Regions from separate parts of the Homo sapiens genome. Here region 1 is linked to region 2. A link is an interaction called in ENCODE POLR2A ChIA-PET data of the cell type or tissue named here. Cell type or tissue: GM12878. All regions are shown on one strand.

The links. Peaks named below come from ENCODE experiments on the same cell type or tissue, not always from the same donor. Only the 100,000 strongest peaks of a DNase experiment are listed, where the experiment ranks them.
Region 1: POLR2A ChIA-PET joins it to region 2 with 5 read pairs; 4 of 35 experiments call an interaction of 5 or more read pairs at or near these places.

The regions. Positions count from the first base shown.
Region 1 is chr2:196,146,889-196,154,888 of GRCh38, forward strand. The region is part of intron 3 of STK17B (serine/threonine kinase 17b); the gene reads right to left. Among named protein-coding and RNA genes, the nearest start is that of STK17B, 21 kb to the right of the region's middle. In GM12878, no CTCF peak of the experiment used is centred here; DNase peaks (open chromatin) are centred at 3,209 and 4,318; H3K4me3 peaks cover 231 bases; H3K27ac peaks cover 2,377 bases.
Region 2 is chr2:195,646,306-195,654,305 of GRCh38, forward strand. It overlaps a transcript of SLC39A10 not described here. Among named protein-coding and RNA genes, the nearest start is that of SLC39A10, 6.9 kb to the right of the region's middle. RefSeq lists an enhancer at 3,978-4,057. In GM12878, no CTCF peak of the experiment used is centred here; DNase peaks (open chromatin) are centred at 3,634 and 4,106; H3K4me3 peaks cover 1,379 bases; H3K27ac peaks cover 2,512 bases.

The DNA of each region.
Region 1 (8,000 bases), 500 kb after region 2:
AGAATACTTGGGGCCAGAACACAAATAAATAAATAAATAAATTCTAAAGAACTGAAATTTAAAGAATGCTGAAAAAGGCACAGTGAAAAATTCCTAGGTTTGGAATGAATTATCGAAACATAAATCCTAACTCTTCTATTTACCTGCAATATAACTTAGGGTCAGTTACTTATAGTCATCCATAAAGCAGAAATATCAATAAAATCCACAGATTTTTTTAGGAGGGATTAAATCTAAATAAGATAAAATTAGAACATCATGCAAAAACATTTATACAGTTATTCATCAAATTTGTAAGGTATATTTGGGAATACACAAGTATATTCTATTTGATAAAATAGTAACTCACTCTGGAAAATACTATTACTCTATTTTTACTTCTTTGGCTCACTGCTACAACCACATCAAGAACAGTATCTAGCATGCACTGCAGTAGGTGGTCAGTAATGTTTGTTGAATGAATGAATGATGGAATGGGCAGCGATTCTTTAGAGGGGTTGAAGCTGGGGATTCAGAAGTCTCAGTGACTGCCAAGAGGAAAAAATATGTCATAAGTGTTAGGAGCCATAAGAAGAAAAAATAATGGTGGGCTCAAATTTCAGTCCCAAGTTGAAAGTCACAAGGACTGACACTTCACACTCTAGATATAATTTGCAATTGAGCAATCTAAACACAGTAAGCCAGTTAGAAGCCGCAAACATATGGTGCTTTACACTTTCTGACTTTGCAGAAAAAAACTCTGTAGGACAGCTTATAAGGAATACACGTGAAAGCTCCAATCACATATATGTCACTTTAACCCCATTACACTCACCAAAACTTGCTGTAAATTCATGAGACATAATATATTTTTTTTTTTTTTGAGATGGAGTTTCACTCTGTTGCCAGGCTGGAGTGCAGTGGCGCCATCTCGGCTCACTGCAACCTCCACCTCCTGGGTTCAAGAGATTCTCCTGCCTCAGCCTCCCGAGTAGCTGGGACTACAGGTGCATGCCACCACGCCCGGCTAATTTTTGTATTTATTAGAGATAAGGTTTCGCCATGTTGGCCAGGATGGTCTCGATCTCTTGACCTCGTGATCTGCCCATCTTGGCCTCCCAAAGTGTTGGGATTACAGGTGTGAGCCATCGTGCCTGGCCGAGACATTAATTTTAATATCTACCTCAACATATCATGATAAAGATAATCTGAGTATTGAAAAGTGTAGTTTGCTATTAAATTTATAGTAGTGAACTCCAAAATAAGGTATAGAAAGACAATTTTGGGAATTCACATTTTCTTAATCTAAAAAAAGAAATACACTAATCTTCAAGAATAATTAATATACACACTGCCTAGCGGCCCTTGGTCTGCATGTCAGTATTCATTTCTCACACCCCTTCTCAAGGTCTCCTGAGGGCAGAGTGGGAATCCAGGCACAGACTGGCAGTGACACCATCACTCCTTCCCTTTCCGGCTACACTGTTTAGTTTCAATGATACAAATCGTCTCAAAACAGAAAGTGGTCTAAATATATTCCTGCAAAGACAGTCAAAATAATATTACAAATAATATTATATTAGGTAATAGTACTAATGCAATCATAAGCAAATAAGAAAATGAAGAAAGAACACTTTAGATTCTCTTAGAATATATTTTTTGTTAGGTACTTTACAAGATATAAATACTGATAATCTAGTCCTATCTTATAAAAATCAGACCAAATAACTTGAAATTATTAGAAAACAGTATAAAATATGAATTTACATATTTACACCCCCTAAATATATAAAAAATAGATGTGTATTCTTCATTTGTACAGCAACATAAATTGTTTAGGTAAGACATTTATTCTTGAATACTTTATGATTATTTACCAACATTTTATATTACAAATTCGTTAAAGTTACTTCAATAACCAGAACACTCCACCAATTCTAAAATTAAAAACAAAATACAAGAAAGTAAAGTGAAAGTATGGAAAGCAATTCCCAGTGCCTAGGAAGAGACAGGATAGCATGGTGCATATAGGAGTGCTTACTGAAATCAAGACTGCCTGGGTTTCACTCTAGCTCTGTCACTAACTAGGCTAGGTGAACTGGGACAAAATGTGCCTCTGTTTCTTCTACTGTAATGTGAATAATAGAATAGCTCCTACTTCATGGTCTAAGAATTAAATTGGATAATCCACATAAAGTATTGAGCACAAACATCCTAGAAGAATCAAAGCAGATCGTTTCAATAAATACTTATCACAGTGTCTGACACACGGTAAATATTCAATAGATAACAGCTATTTTTTTTTTTTTTTCCTGAGACTGAGTCTTGCTCTGTCGCCCAGGCTGGAGTGCAGTAGTGCAATCTCTACTCACCGCAACCTCCCCGTCCTGGGTTCAAGCAATTCTCCTGCCTCAGTCTCCCGAGTTGCTAGGACTACAGGCGCGTGGCACCACACCCGGCTAATTTTTTGTATTTTTTAGTGGAGACTGGGTTTCACCGTGTTAGCCAGGATGGTCTCCATCTCCTGACCTCGTGATCCGCCCGCCTCGGCCTCCCAAAGTGCTGTGATTACAGGCATGAGCCACTGGGCCCAGCCAATATCAGCTATTATAATGAGCCAACAAACATTAATTGCAAATCTAGCCAACATCTCGCCTTTCCAAATTTTGGGACTTTTTGTTGAACTCTGATTTTGAAGGAAATTTTTAAAGTCTTTGCTAAATTAAAATCTATTTTTAGAAACACTATATGGTACATATAAAGATGCACACACTATATTCTTAAGTGAAAAAGGAGAGTTACAATAGAATATGCCCAGTAGATCAAAATGTTGTCTCTAAAAGTACATACGCACAGACCAAAAAATAAGAATAATTTTTAAATACAGGAACATATCATAAAGTAACCATCATTTACATGTGATTTCCCTTTTCTGTATCTCCTAAATTTAACACAATGAATGGGTGTTACTTTTATAATCAGGGAAAGTATCCTCAGAGTTTTTTGCTTGTTTTAATAATAAGATCAAATAAAATACTATGATTGTCAGCCAATCACACTGTCTCTTCCTTTTAGTTTGACAAGCTGACCAATGTATTTCGTAGGACTGCCATTTCTCACACAACAGAGGAACATAGGTGGAGCTACAGAAAATACGAAAATTAGGAAGACTTAAGAGGAGGGAAAGAACTGATAACACAAGCAGCAAATTGCAGAAGTTGGCAGAAATTGGAAAAAGAAACAGAAGCAGTGAGTAGCAAACAAGACTTCTGTTAAGGAAACCACCCTGAGCAGTCACCCAGAGCAGTGACTAAAAAAAAAAAAAAAAAAAAAAAAGACAAAAAAGAAAAAGAAAAATATCTACAGTCAGAAAAGCCGCCTATATCATTATCATTGACCTGGGAGATAAATCAGGTGACTTCTGCTCTTTCTCTCTAAAAAGAGTTTGTCCCTTGCAGGGATATCAACAAAAGAAATTTAGAAATTCAGCATCTATGTTCACTTGCTAATGCATATATACATGTGCTATGTGTGAGAATACGTGATAAGAGTACTTTAGCACAGGTTACACAGTCATGAAAACCTATGTGCTATATATTATCTAGCTCTACATCTGTCTTTTATAGGGAACAGCAAGTAGAGAAGATCTTTTAGAAATATTCCTATAACATAAAGTTAATACATGAAAGATTAAAATCAGAATATTTTCCTATCAAAAATGATAGATTTCTGTGAGTTATAGAGAGCCAAGATTTTCAGTAAAACAAAGTAATATCTCAATTACCCATAAAATGCAAATCTAGTCATATAGCTTTGAAAAGCCATGGTAAAGATTTTTAAAATAAGCATTTATTTCCAGTGATCAAAACGAACTTGTTTTAAAATTTGAATATTAAGAGTCTCTTTAAAATTATATTCCTATGCTAATGGGAGAAACAAAGTCCATGGGATTTTAGAATGGAAAGACATTAGAATATTAACTAGACATATGATGTGAATACCAATCTCCCTTTTTGGAGGATTGTTTTAAAAATCAAATGAGAATACAGATAACGTGCCTATCACAGTGCCTGCCAGAGTGTAAATGTTCAACATACGTTATGGTTGAAATTGTTAAGATCATATTAAAATGTTATTTCTCTGGTGATTGAGATCATTCCAGAAGGTAAGGCTTTCTGTTTTGCATGTTTTGTTACAGTCTCCATCCTTTTCTGTTGGGTACTTAATATTTACTTAGAGATGTTTAGTAGACAAAATTTCTTGACAAAAAGAAAATAGCATTCTCACATAATCTCAGAGTTGTCTCTGATGAATGTAAGTTCCCCTTTTGATTTTCACTATTTCTAGGACAAAGTTTTTGTTCTGTGTTCTCCAAAAGGTAAGTTTTTTTTTTTTGAGACGACTCTCGCTCTGTCGCCCAGACTGGGGTGCAGTGGTGTGATCTCGGCTCACTGCAAGCTCCGCCTCCTGGGTTCACACCACTCTCCTGCCTCAGCCTCCCGAGTAGCTGGGACTACAGGCACCTGGCTAATTTTCTGTATTTTTAGTAGAGATGGGGTTTCACTGTGTTAGCCAGGATGGTCTCGATCTCCTGACCTCGAGATCCGCCCACCTTGGCCTCCCAAAGTGCTGGGATTACAGGTGTGAGCCACCGTGTCCAGCCAAAGGTAAGTATTTTTTATGACCAACTTTAATTTGCTCAAAATGCAGCACTGAAAACTTAGTATGTCCAATTAGATAATACCTTCCTTCCAGAAGTTTTTTAAAAAGATTTTTAATATGTATAGCTATATTTTATTTAATTCTACAAATATGCTTTAAAGACACTTGGTATGGAAAAGTCTTTGTCTCATGGATAGTGGTGATGGAATGACTCAATTATCCTCAAATTTTCCTCCATATGTATAAATAGATCTAATACTACCTTCCAGAAAAGTAAGATTTATATTACTTTCTGAAGAAATAAAAGGCTAAAACAATCATGTAGACTTCATAACTGGCAATGAAATACTTTCCTATGAACTATGTATTAAAATAAGAAGGGAAAGATTTTAATAATTGTTAAAAGTGACAAGCAGGTTGCAAGAATTTGAGATTAATTCACAAAAGTAAACTGATTCAAAAAATAGGTTAGGTAGAGGCAAAACAAAACACAAAAGCAAAAAGAGGCTATAGTTGTTCCAGAAGAAAGTTCTAGATTGATTCATATAATTAGCAAATGTACAAATCAAAAAAGTGCCTTTTTTTTTTTTTTTTTGAGACGAAGTCTCGCTCTATTGCCCAGCCTGGCGCGTAGTGGTGCGATCTCAGCTCACTGCAACCTCTGCCTCCCAGGTTCAAGCAATTCTCCTGCCTCAGCCTCCTGAGTAGCTGGGACTACAGGCATGCGCCAACACGCCCGGCTAATTTTTTGTATTTTTTAGTAGAGACAGGGTTTCACCCTGTTAGCCAGAATAGTCTCCATCTCCTGACCTCATGATCCTCCTGCCCTGGCCTCCCAAAGTGCTGGGATTACAGGCGTGAGCCACCACCCCCGGCCAAAAAAGTGCCTTTTAAAAGTGATTGTGTGCTGCTCATATGGAAGGAAATTTGACAACATCTAATAAAACTACATATGCATTTACTCTTTGACCAGCAATCATTCTTCTAGGAATTTACTCTAAAGCTACATCTCCATAATAATTCCCATTTACAGAAGGTCGACTAAAGCAAGATCCAACCATACAACAGAGTACTATGCAGCCATTTAAGAAACTGGCCATAATAATAGTCAAAAAGATGCCTATGAACTAATGTAGAATGATTTCTGGAATATATTCTTAAGTAAACAAACAAAAATACAAGGTGCAAAGGAGTATATATACTACATTTTCTGTAAGTAAGAATATTAAATATATACAAGTTTGCTTATATATGCAAGAAGAAACATATAAAGAATGAGCCAGAATGAATAAATGTGGTTAGCTACATAGGTATGGTTGGAAGAGAGCAGAAGGAATAGGAATGAGAGCAAGATTTTGCAGTACAGGGGATACATGTTTATACATTTTTTGTGTGGTTTAAAAAAACAATTATTTATTTTTTATTTTTTTAATATATGGAGATGAGGGTCTCAGTTTGTTGCCCAGGCTGGTCTCGAACTCCTGGATTCAAGGGATCCTCCGGCCTCGGCCTCCCAAATTGCTAGGATTACAGGCATGAGCTACTATGCCTGGCCACATTTTTTTAAGTTTTGAATCATGCAAACCTTTTTTAGAATTTCAGAATAAGAATATAAAAAATCACATCCTAACACTGAATATCAACAGAAACAAATGTATCTAACTATATATATAACTCTAACTAGATACCCTTAATGGACTATAGTCTAAGTGCAAAAACAATGTCCAAAAAAAAAAAACAGTTGTACTAAGTAGTTTGCTGTTGGTAGCAGTATTAGTATTGTTATGCTGAAACTATTTTGTACGTATTGTTGGATAAAGTGAATAAGCAAGTATTGCTGAGAACCTGGGTTTTCACTGTGAGAGAGGGGAGATGCATATATAGAATGTGAGAAGTGATGAAGAACCTTGTAGTGGTGGACTTGAATTGGAGCTATGAGACTAAATTCGTGATTTTGAAAAAATATGATTTCCTAACACTATCCTTAGAAAAGTCCTAAAAATAACGATGCTCCGTTAAAAGTGAGCATGTCCAACACCCATATTTGGTTTCTAAATGCTATTCCCCACTTAAAAGAACCAGAACTTCTCAGAGAGATGGCTGATTACAGGTCTGGGGCAGGCAAGATAACAAGATGACCCTGGAAATTTTGGTGTGCATAAAGCAAGGGAGTCTTCAAACACCAATGACATTATATCAAAAGGACATAGGAAGTAGCTTGAAAGGGAACCACTGATAAGCTTGGGACAATTTGAGCATGAAAAAAAGACAGTGGCAGAAACTGATTAGAACTCATTAATTAAAACATAATGGGTTATTTTCCATTAATGCCATGTGTTAGATTAATTTAAAAAACATGAAATCCACAGAAATATTAAAAAGTGGGAAAGGGAAATCACTAGACGAAAAGTTAAGAAGATAATATTGGCCAGGAGCGGTGGCTCACACCTGTAATCCCAGCACTTTGGGAGGCCGAGGTGGGTGGATCACGAGGTCAGGAGATCAAGACATATTGGCCAACATGGTGAAACCCCATCTCTAGTAACATACAAAAAATTGCTGGGCATGGTGGCACGTGCCTGTAATCCCAGCTACTCAGGAGGCTGAGGCAGGGCAATCGCTTGAACCCAGGAGGCAGAGGTTGCAGTAAGCTGAGATCGCGCCACTGCACTCGAGCCTGGTGACAGAGCAAGACTCCAACAACAACAACAACAACAACAACAACAACAACAAAAGATAATAATCACATGGTCTGTAAATATCACTACACAGATTAATTAAAAAGGGAAAATGTTCCTTTACAATGAGGAGAGCTAGAAGACTACACCTTAAGCATGTTCAAATTTAGCAAAACCAGTAATAAAACCTGACTTTATTGCCACCTGATGTGATACAATAAATACACATCATCACCCACACCAAATACTTCAGCACAAAAAGGAATATCATAATACCTACAACTTTCAAATGGTTCAGTAAATGTGGCAAAATGCCAACAACTGGTGAGTAAAAGTGAAGAGTATAAGGATGTTAATTGTACTAGTTTTTCAACTTTTCTATAGATTTGGAATTTTGTAAAATAAGAGTTGGGGAAGAAAAAGTGTGTAGGATGATTTGAGGACAGAATTGACTGGGTGATAGTTATTAAAGATTCCACCGTTTTAATTTCACCATATAAAAATTATGCCACACTACTAAAACAACTAAACCTGATTAAATTTTTACCTTCAACTGAGACTACTAAATGTGACAATGCCACCCCAAAAGCGGAAGGCATAGTAATTAAGCCGAAGTTCTAGCAATAAATTTTAGTGGGTCTTAGTCACTCTGGTAAGAAATGTAATACATTAATCTACTTA
Region 2 (8,000 bases):
TCTTCTTGAAACTTCTGCAGTTCAACAATTTCTCTTTATCCACTGTCACTTCTCACATGGGTTGTCCCTATCACAGTTTCCTAATTGTTTTAATTTCCTATTGCTGCTATAACACATTACCACATATGTGGTGGCTTCAAACAATACAAATTTGTTATGCAGCTCTGTAGGTCTGACACGAATTTCACTGAGCCAAAACCAGGGTGTCAGCAGGGCCACGTTTCTTCTGGAGGCTCTAAGGAGGAATCCATTTCCTGTTTTTCTAGCTTTAGAGGCTACCCACATTCCTTAGTTCAGGGGTCCTCACCCCCCACCCACCTCCCCCCACCACCAACCCCCTACAGACCCGGTAAGGCCGGTAGGGCCTTTTAGGAACACTGCTGCACAGCAGGAGGTGAGCGGAGGGTGAGCGAGCATTACCGCCTGAGCTTTGCCTCCTATCAGATAAGCAGCAGCATTAAATTCTCATGGGAGCACGAACCCTATGGTGAACCGTGCCTGTGAGGGATCTAGGTTGCACACTGCTTATGAGAATCTAATGCCTGATCATCTCAGGTGGAGCAGTTTCATCCCGAAGCCATCCCCCTGCCATCTGTGGAAAAAGTGTCTTCTAGGAGACTGGTCCCTGGCGCCAAAAAGGTTGGGGGACTGCTGCCTTAGCTTGTGGCTCCCTTTATTCAGCATCATTTTATCTCTCTGAGTGTCATTTCTCTTTATCTTCCTCTGACTCTCCTCTTCTTCCCTCTTCCATTTTTAGAGTCTCTTATGATTAAATCGGGCCCATTTGGATAATTGAAACTAATTTGTTCATTTCGAGGTCAGTTGGTTAGCAACTTTAATTCCATCTCCAGCCTTTGTACCCTTTGCCATGTAATCTACATGTTCATAGGATCCAGGGATTAGCATGTGGATGTCTTTATGGGGGAGGCATTATTCTGTCTACCACCCTAGTCGTATGATAATATGATTTCCCTTCTTGCCCATGATCACGTCACTTGCCCACCGAAAATTCTTCAATGGCCCTTGTTGCCCTCAGGGTAGCATTCAGACTCATTCAGGCTCCTTAATGTGATACACAAAGGCCTTCCTTACCAGTCCTGTCTCATCTCTCCCAACTCCCCATGCCCAAAACACACAACAAGATTGTGTGTTTCACTTCCCCAAACTGAAAACCAGGCATTCACTCATCTCATTCATCTGCTTGTTTGCTCTTTTCCCAGCCTTTTATCTGACTCTACTACTCATCCATAAGTCAGACTTCAGATGTGACTTCCTTTGGGAAGCCTGAGTGTATCCCCAAATTTTGGCCTTTGCTACCGTTGCAAGCTATACCTATATCTAACATAGCACTTGCCATGCGATACTGTAATTATCTCTTTAATTACCATCCACCACCACCACCACCACCACCACCACGAGACTACAGGCAACTTAAGGGTCAGCCTCTCATTTGTTCACCCTTGTATCAGTTACTTATCAGAGTGGCTTGCACACAATAAAAACACAAACTTTCTATTTTTTAAAGCAACCCTATTAACTGAGAAGCACAAACTTTTGCTTAAAGATATATCCCTTAATATTTATGTGTCTCTTTTTCCAAGACAGACTTATAGAGGATGTAGAGTCATATAAATCTAAGGACTGAAAAGTAAATGTACCTTTAATCCTCCAAATGGATTTCATTTAATTAATGAATTAATTTACTGAGGCAAGGTCCCACTCTGTCACCCAGGCTAGAATGCAGTGACAAAATCATGGCTCACTGCAGCCTCCACCTCCTGGGCTCCAGTGATCCTCTTGCTTCACCCTCCCGAGTAGCTGGGACCACAGGTGTGTGACACCATGCCCATCTAATTTTTAAAACAATTTTTTTGTACAGAAGAGGTCTCGCTATGTTGTCCAGACTGGTCTTGAACTCCTGGGCTCAAGCGATCCTCCCATCTTGGCCTCCGCCTATGCTGGAATTATAGGTGAGCTACTGAACTCGGCCCTTATCTGGCTTCTTATATCAAGACTGTGCACAGGTCACTATTTTTGCAAGAATTTCTATACCACTTCCTCTGAAAATGTTGGTAATTTAAAAAAGAAACAGCCAGACATGGTGGCTCACACCTGTAATTCCAACACTTTGGGAGATGGAGGTCGGCCAATTGCTTGAGCCCAGGAGTTCAAGACCAGTCTGGGCAACATGATGAAACTGTGTCTCTACAAAAAATTCAAAAATTAGCCAGGCATGGTGGTGCATGCCTGTGGTCCCAGCTACTCAGGAGGCTGAGGTGGGAGGATCACTTGAGTTTGGGAGGTCGAGGCTGCAGTGAGCCAAGAGATAGTGACACTGTATACTCCAGCCTGGGCAACAGAGCTAGACCCTATCTCAAAAAAACAAAAATAAAAATAGGTTGGATAATGTAAGAGTTAAGAACAGAGACTCTAGAGCCAGCCTGGGATCCTGGCTCTGCCATATTTTATGTAACCATCTCAGTTTTCTTCATTTGTGAAATAGACACAGTAATATCCACCTCAGAGGGTTACTGTAGAATTAAATGAGTTCCATTTAGAGCATTTAAATGGTGCCTGGCACATTTTAAATAATACCGCTTCATGTGGTTAGGGTGGGAAGGAAGATTGTAAAACATAAATGCTTAGAGAAAGCAACTGTCGTTGTAATTAAAATGAAACTTGGGTGTGATGAAATCATTGGAGGCTGTAGGTGAGATCATCTATGAGAAAGAAAAAGCCAAGCATGATGGGTCGCTAACCACCGGGCACTGCCAGAAGCATTTCTCATGAAACATTAGGAAGTTTCCAAATCTTCTCTAAAGACGTGTGCTTGAAAAAACAAAACAAAAAAAGAATGACAACAACAACAAAAAGATATGTGCTGGAAAGAAGAGATGGGATTCTATGAAGAATGTGAAAGTGGCTTATTGTATGAAATACAAAATATAATCCAAGCTTTACCTAGAAATAGTACAAGAAAAATTCAGAAATCCCTGCAAGCTATTCTTGTTTTGACAATTCATTTCTTGCCTTCCCTAATATTTAGAATTTTGCTGCATTGTTGCCATCAAATATTTTTTAAGAAATAAAGGTAAGCAGTATTTGCTAAGACAGAACACGTGTGTCTTGATTTTAGAAGATGTACTTGATTATTTTCATAAATGTCAGGTGTGAAATGGGTCACCTTATTAATTAAAGCCTTAGGCAAAATTTGAAATTTGATCTTATGTGATGACATTTTAAAATGGATGTATTAATTTCAACCAGTTTAACAAATGAGCCTTTTTAAAAAAATTTACGTGGTAACTTATTGTTAATTCATTTCCATGTTGACAGTTTTCCTTAAATTGAAGTGTAATCACCCACAAATACTTTTGAAGTTTGCCATATTCATGTGGATATTTATGCCACTTTTTTCTAATTCCTTTGGACTAGGAGTTATGTTCTGAAAAGTCAATTTCTGCTGTGCCAGTAGAGTTGCAAACGACCTAAAATGGCTACCTACCACACCTGTTTTTCTTCATCTTACTACTCTGTGAGTGAATGAGCTTGCCTGGAAGCAAGATTGAGAAGTTAGCAATTTGTCTACAGTTTTTCTTCTTTCCCTTTGTACCACACTACCCTCAAGAATCTAGACAACCGTGTTTTCTCTTTTCTTAGAACTTCCTCTTTAGAAAAAACCTAAGGAAAATATATTCTCACGGAGGTATAAATAGGTAATACAACTGTAGCAATTTCCCTCCAAGTTCTTCCGGTTTCAAGGCCCAGGGATGAAATGCTAACTGTGTAATTGTAGGAATTGGCAAGTACACTAAAAATACAAAAAATTAGCCGGGCATGGTGGTGGGCAGCTGTAGTCCCAGCTACTCAGGCGGCTGAGGTGGGAAAATGGCATGAACCCGGGAGGCGGAGCTTGCAGTGAGCCGAGATCCCACCACTGCACTCCAGCCTGGGCGACAGAGATGGACTCCTCCTCCAAAAAAAAAAAAAAAAGAAAAGAAAAAAATTGGTTTAGGGTGAGAAGTCTTCATGGCACTATGACGTGGGCAAATGTGTGGTCAACGTGTTAGTCTGGCTCTGGCTCTGAGTTTTTTGCTTTTGTTCATTCTTCTGAGTAGGTCTTTCTCTTTCTCTTGAGCCTGGTCTCATCTGTATTTTCGAAAGGACTTGCCATGGTCAATCAGAGGCTTTAAGCTTCTCTGTTATTGTCTGTCTTCCAGGAGAGATGCCTAATGCTAACACCTTTTATTTGTATTGCCATGGCAATACAAACCCTTAAACTAAGGGTTCTGGTTATTCTTAGGTTAGGATCATGTAGGCAGATCATAAAAAAGTTAATTTTTCTCCCCTGGGTGAGAAGTTGCTTAAATTTTTGTGTCAATTGTTTCATTTCTCCAATCTATTTTTGTCTCTGCAAATAGCCTGAAACTCGGTTTTATTGCACAAGCCTACCAATTCAGAATGATCTCAGGCGCATCAGACAAGTTTGTCCCTCACCAGAGTTGTATTGGTTTATTTCTCCCTGCCTTCGTGTGCCCATCTCAAAATGGTGGGGTCTGTGGAAGAGGATGGCCTTCCCAGATATGCAATTTTTGCTCTTTAGAAAGGAGTTTAAAAAAAAAAAAAATCCCAGCTACTGTGGGTGGGGAAGGCGAAGGAGGTGGGAGGTGGAAGGATTTTGCTTGAGCCTGGGAGGTTGAGTCTGCAGTGAGCTGTGATTGCACCACTGCACTCCAGCCTGGGAGACAGAATGAGACCCCGTCTCAAAAAAAATGTTTTTTTTTTTTTATTTAGAAAGGAGTATAAGGGGAGCTGTGCTCCTCTAGTGAGAACTCCCATGGACTTCTAAAGGCCCATTTATCCTACCTTAGTCTTTAGAGCTTGCCAAAAATGAGATGGTAGAGCCATAATTTCTCAGGGATCAGAAAAAGACTACCGCATGGGTCCAACTTCCCCATTCTGACAGTGTGTTTGCCGTGTTAGATGTTACACAGTGCCACAGGTCTCGAATAATGGAAATAATTTGTATCCTTTAAATATCTCTGGCATCAGTTTTAGAGCTGGAGCTTCAATCCCCAGGCTGAAATAGTCTCTAAAAATGAATAGTAGCTATTAAGTTTGAGGCCTCAGTTTGGAATTTTACCTACATATTGCTGACATCTTCCTTTCCCAAATCTCTTTTTTTTTGAGACAGAGTCTTGCCATGTCACCCAGGCTGGAAAGCAGGGGCATGATCTCGGCTCACTGCAACCTCCATCTCCCAGGATCAAGCGATTCTCCTGCTTCAGCCTCCCAAGTAGCTAGGATTGCAGGCGCTTGCCATCACATCCAGCTAATTTTTGTATTTTTAGTAGAGATGGGTTTTCATCATGTTGGCCAGGCTGGTCTTGAACTCCTGACCTCAAGTGATCCACCCGCTTTGGCCTCCCAAAGTGCTGGGATTACAGGTGTGAGCCACTGCCCATGGCCCCCTTTTCCAAATCTTAACACCTGTTCTGGTACTTAATATCCCCACACCCCACCACATTGGTACAGCAATATAATTTAGTCTTCCTTGTACTCCTAATGACTTCATCAATGAAAAGAGTCAAATTCTGTAACTTATTTGAAGATATTTTTTTCTGAGCCAAACATGAGTGACCAATGGCCTGTCACACAACCCCAGGAAATCCTTAGAATGTGTGCCCAAGGTGGTAGTTAAGCAACAGCTTGGTTTTATACATTTTAGGGAGATATAAGACACAATACATGTACGATGTACATTGGTTTGGTCCAGAAAAGTGGGACAACTGGAAGCAGGGGCTGGTTCCAGGTCTTAGGTGGATTCGAAGATTTTCTGATTGGCAGTTGGTTGAAATAGTTTATCTACAGACCTGGAATCAATATGAGGGAGTGTCTGGGTTAAGATAAGGGGCTATGTAGAACTTGGGGATAAGTAGTCAGAAAAGAAATAAAATTTAGCCTAGGCGTGGTGGCTAACACTTGTAATACCAGCACTTTGGGACGCCGAGGCGGGTGAATCACTTGAGGTCAGGAGTTTGAAAACAGCCTGGCCAACATGGAGAAAACCCGTCTCTCCCCCAAAATACAAAAACTAGCTGGGCGTGGTGGTAGGTGCCTGTAATCCCAGCTACTCGGGAGGCTGAGGCAGGAGAATCGCCTGAGCCTGGGAGGCAGAGGTTGCAGTGAGCCGAGATCTCGCCACTGCACTCCAGCCTGGGCAACAGAGTGAGACTCATCTTAAAAAAAAAAAAAAAAAGAAAGAAAATTTTAAAAAAAAGATAAGGGGTTATGGAGACCAAGGTTCTTATTATGCCGATGAAGCCTCCACCTAGCAGGCTTCAGAGAGAATAAATTGTGTTTCTTACCAGACTTTAAAAGACGCCAGACTCAGTTAATTCTCTCCTGGATCAGGGAAGAGACTTGGAAAGGGAAGGGGATTCTCTACAGCAGGGGTCCCCCAGCCACTAGACTGGTTCGGGTGCATGGCCTGTTAGGAACGGGGCCACACAGCAGGAGGTGAGTGTCAGGCAGTGAGCATTACTGCCTGAGTTCCACCTCCTGTCAGATCAATGGTGGCATTAGATTCTCATAGGAGCACAAACCCTATTGTGAACTGTGTATGTGAGGGATCTAGGTTGTGCAGTCCTTATGAGAATCTAACTAATGCCTGATAATCTGAGGTGGAACAGTTTCATCCCAAAACCATCCCCACCCACCCCCATCTGTGGAAAAATTGTCTTCCAGGAAACCAGTCTCTGGTGCCAAAAAAAGTTGGGGACTGCTGCTCTATAGAATGTAGATGTTTCCCACAAGAGACAGTTTTGCAAGGCCATTTCAAAACATGTCAAAGAAATATATTTTGGAGAAAAATACTTAGAATTCTTTCAGAGCCTGCTATCTGTCATGTTGGTATCATTGCTACAAAAAGTCTCTTTCATCAGTCTTAAGGTCTGTTTTAATGTTAATACTGGTCATCTGTGCCTGAATTTTTTTTTTTTTTTTTGAGACAGAGTCTTCTTCTGTCACCCAGGCTGGAGTGCAATGGCACAATCTCAACTCACTGCAACCTCTGCCTCCTGGGTTCAAGCGAGTCTCCCTGCCTTAGCCTCCCGAGTAGCTGGGATTACAGGTGCCCGCCACCATGCCTGGCTAATTTTTGTTATTTTTAGTAGAGATGGGATTTTGCCATGTTGGCCAGCTGGTCTCGAACTCCTGACCTCAGGTGATCCACCCGCCTTGGCCTCCATAAGTGCTGGGATTACAAGCGTGAGCCACCACACTCGGCCTGTGCCTGAATTTTAAAGTGAGGAGAATATAATGAGGCATGTTTAACCATCCATTCCCATCATGCCTGGTACTAGTGTTTCAGGTTAACTTTGGAATGCCCTTGGCAAAGAAGAAGTGACCATTCAGTTAGTTGGGAGGCTTAAAATTTTATTTTTGGTTCACAGCCTCTCTAGGCATAGCTTTGTCTAAAGTAAACTTTTAGGCCATGTAAAAGTAACAGTTTAAACTGGAGATGAATTTAGGAAGGGGTCTTTATCATTGGTTATTACTAATCTTGAATCACGGAAAGAACAAGTGAGTTTGAAAGGCCTGATTTCTTAGAATTAGTCGTGTTCTTTTTTTTGTTTGTTTTGTTTTTTTGAGACGGAGTTTTGCTCTTGTTGCCCAGGCTGGAGTGCAATGGCATGATCTCGGCTCACCGCAACCTCCACCTCCCAGGTTCAAGCGATTCTCCTGCCTCAGCCTTCCCAAGTAGCTGGGATAATAGGCATGTGCCACCAAGCCTGGCTAATTTTGTATTTTTAGTAGAGATGGGGTTTCTCCGTGTGGGACAGGCTGGTCTCAAACTCCGGACCTCAGGTGATCCGCCCACCTCAGCCTCCCGAAGTGCTGGGATTACAGGCGTGAGCCACCACGCCTGGCAGAATTAGTCATGTTCTTTATAGATTTCATTAAAGACTCTTAATTTTGTTGTGTATGATGACTATTTT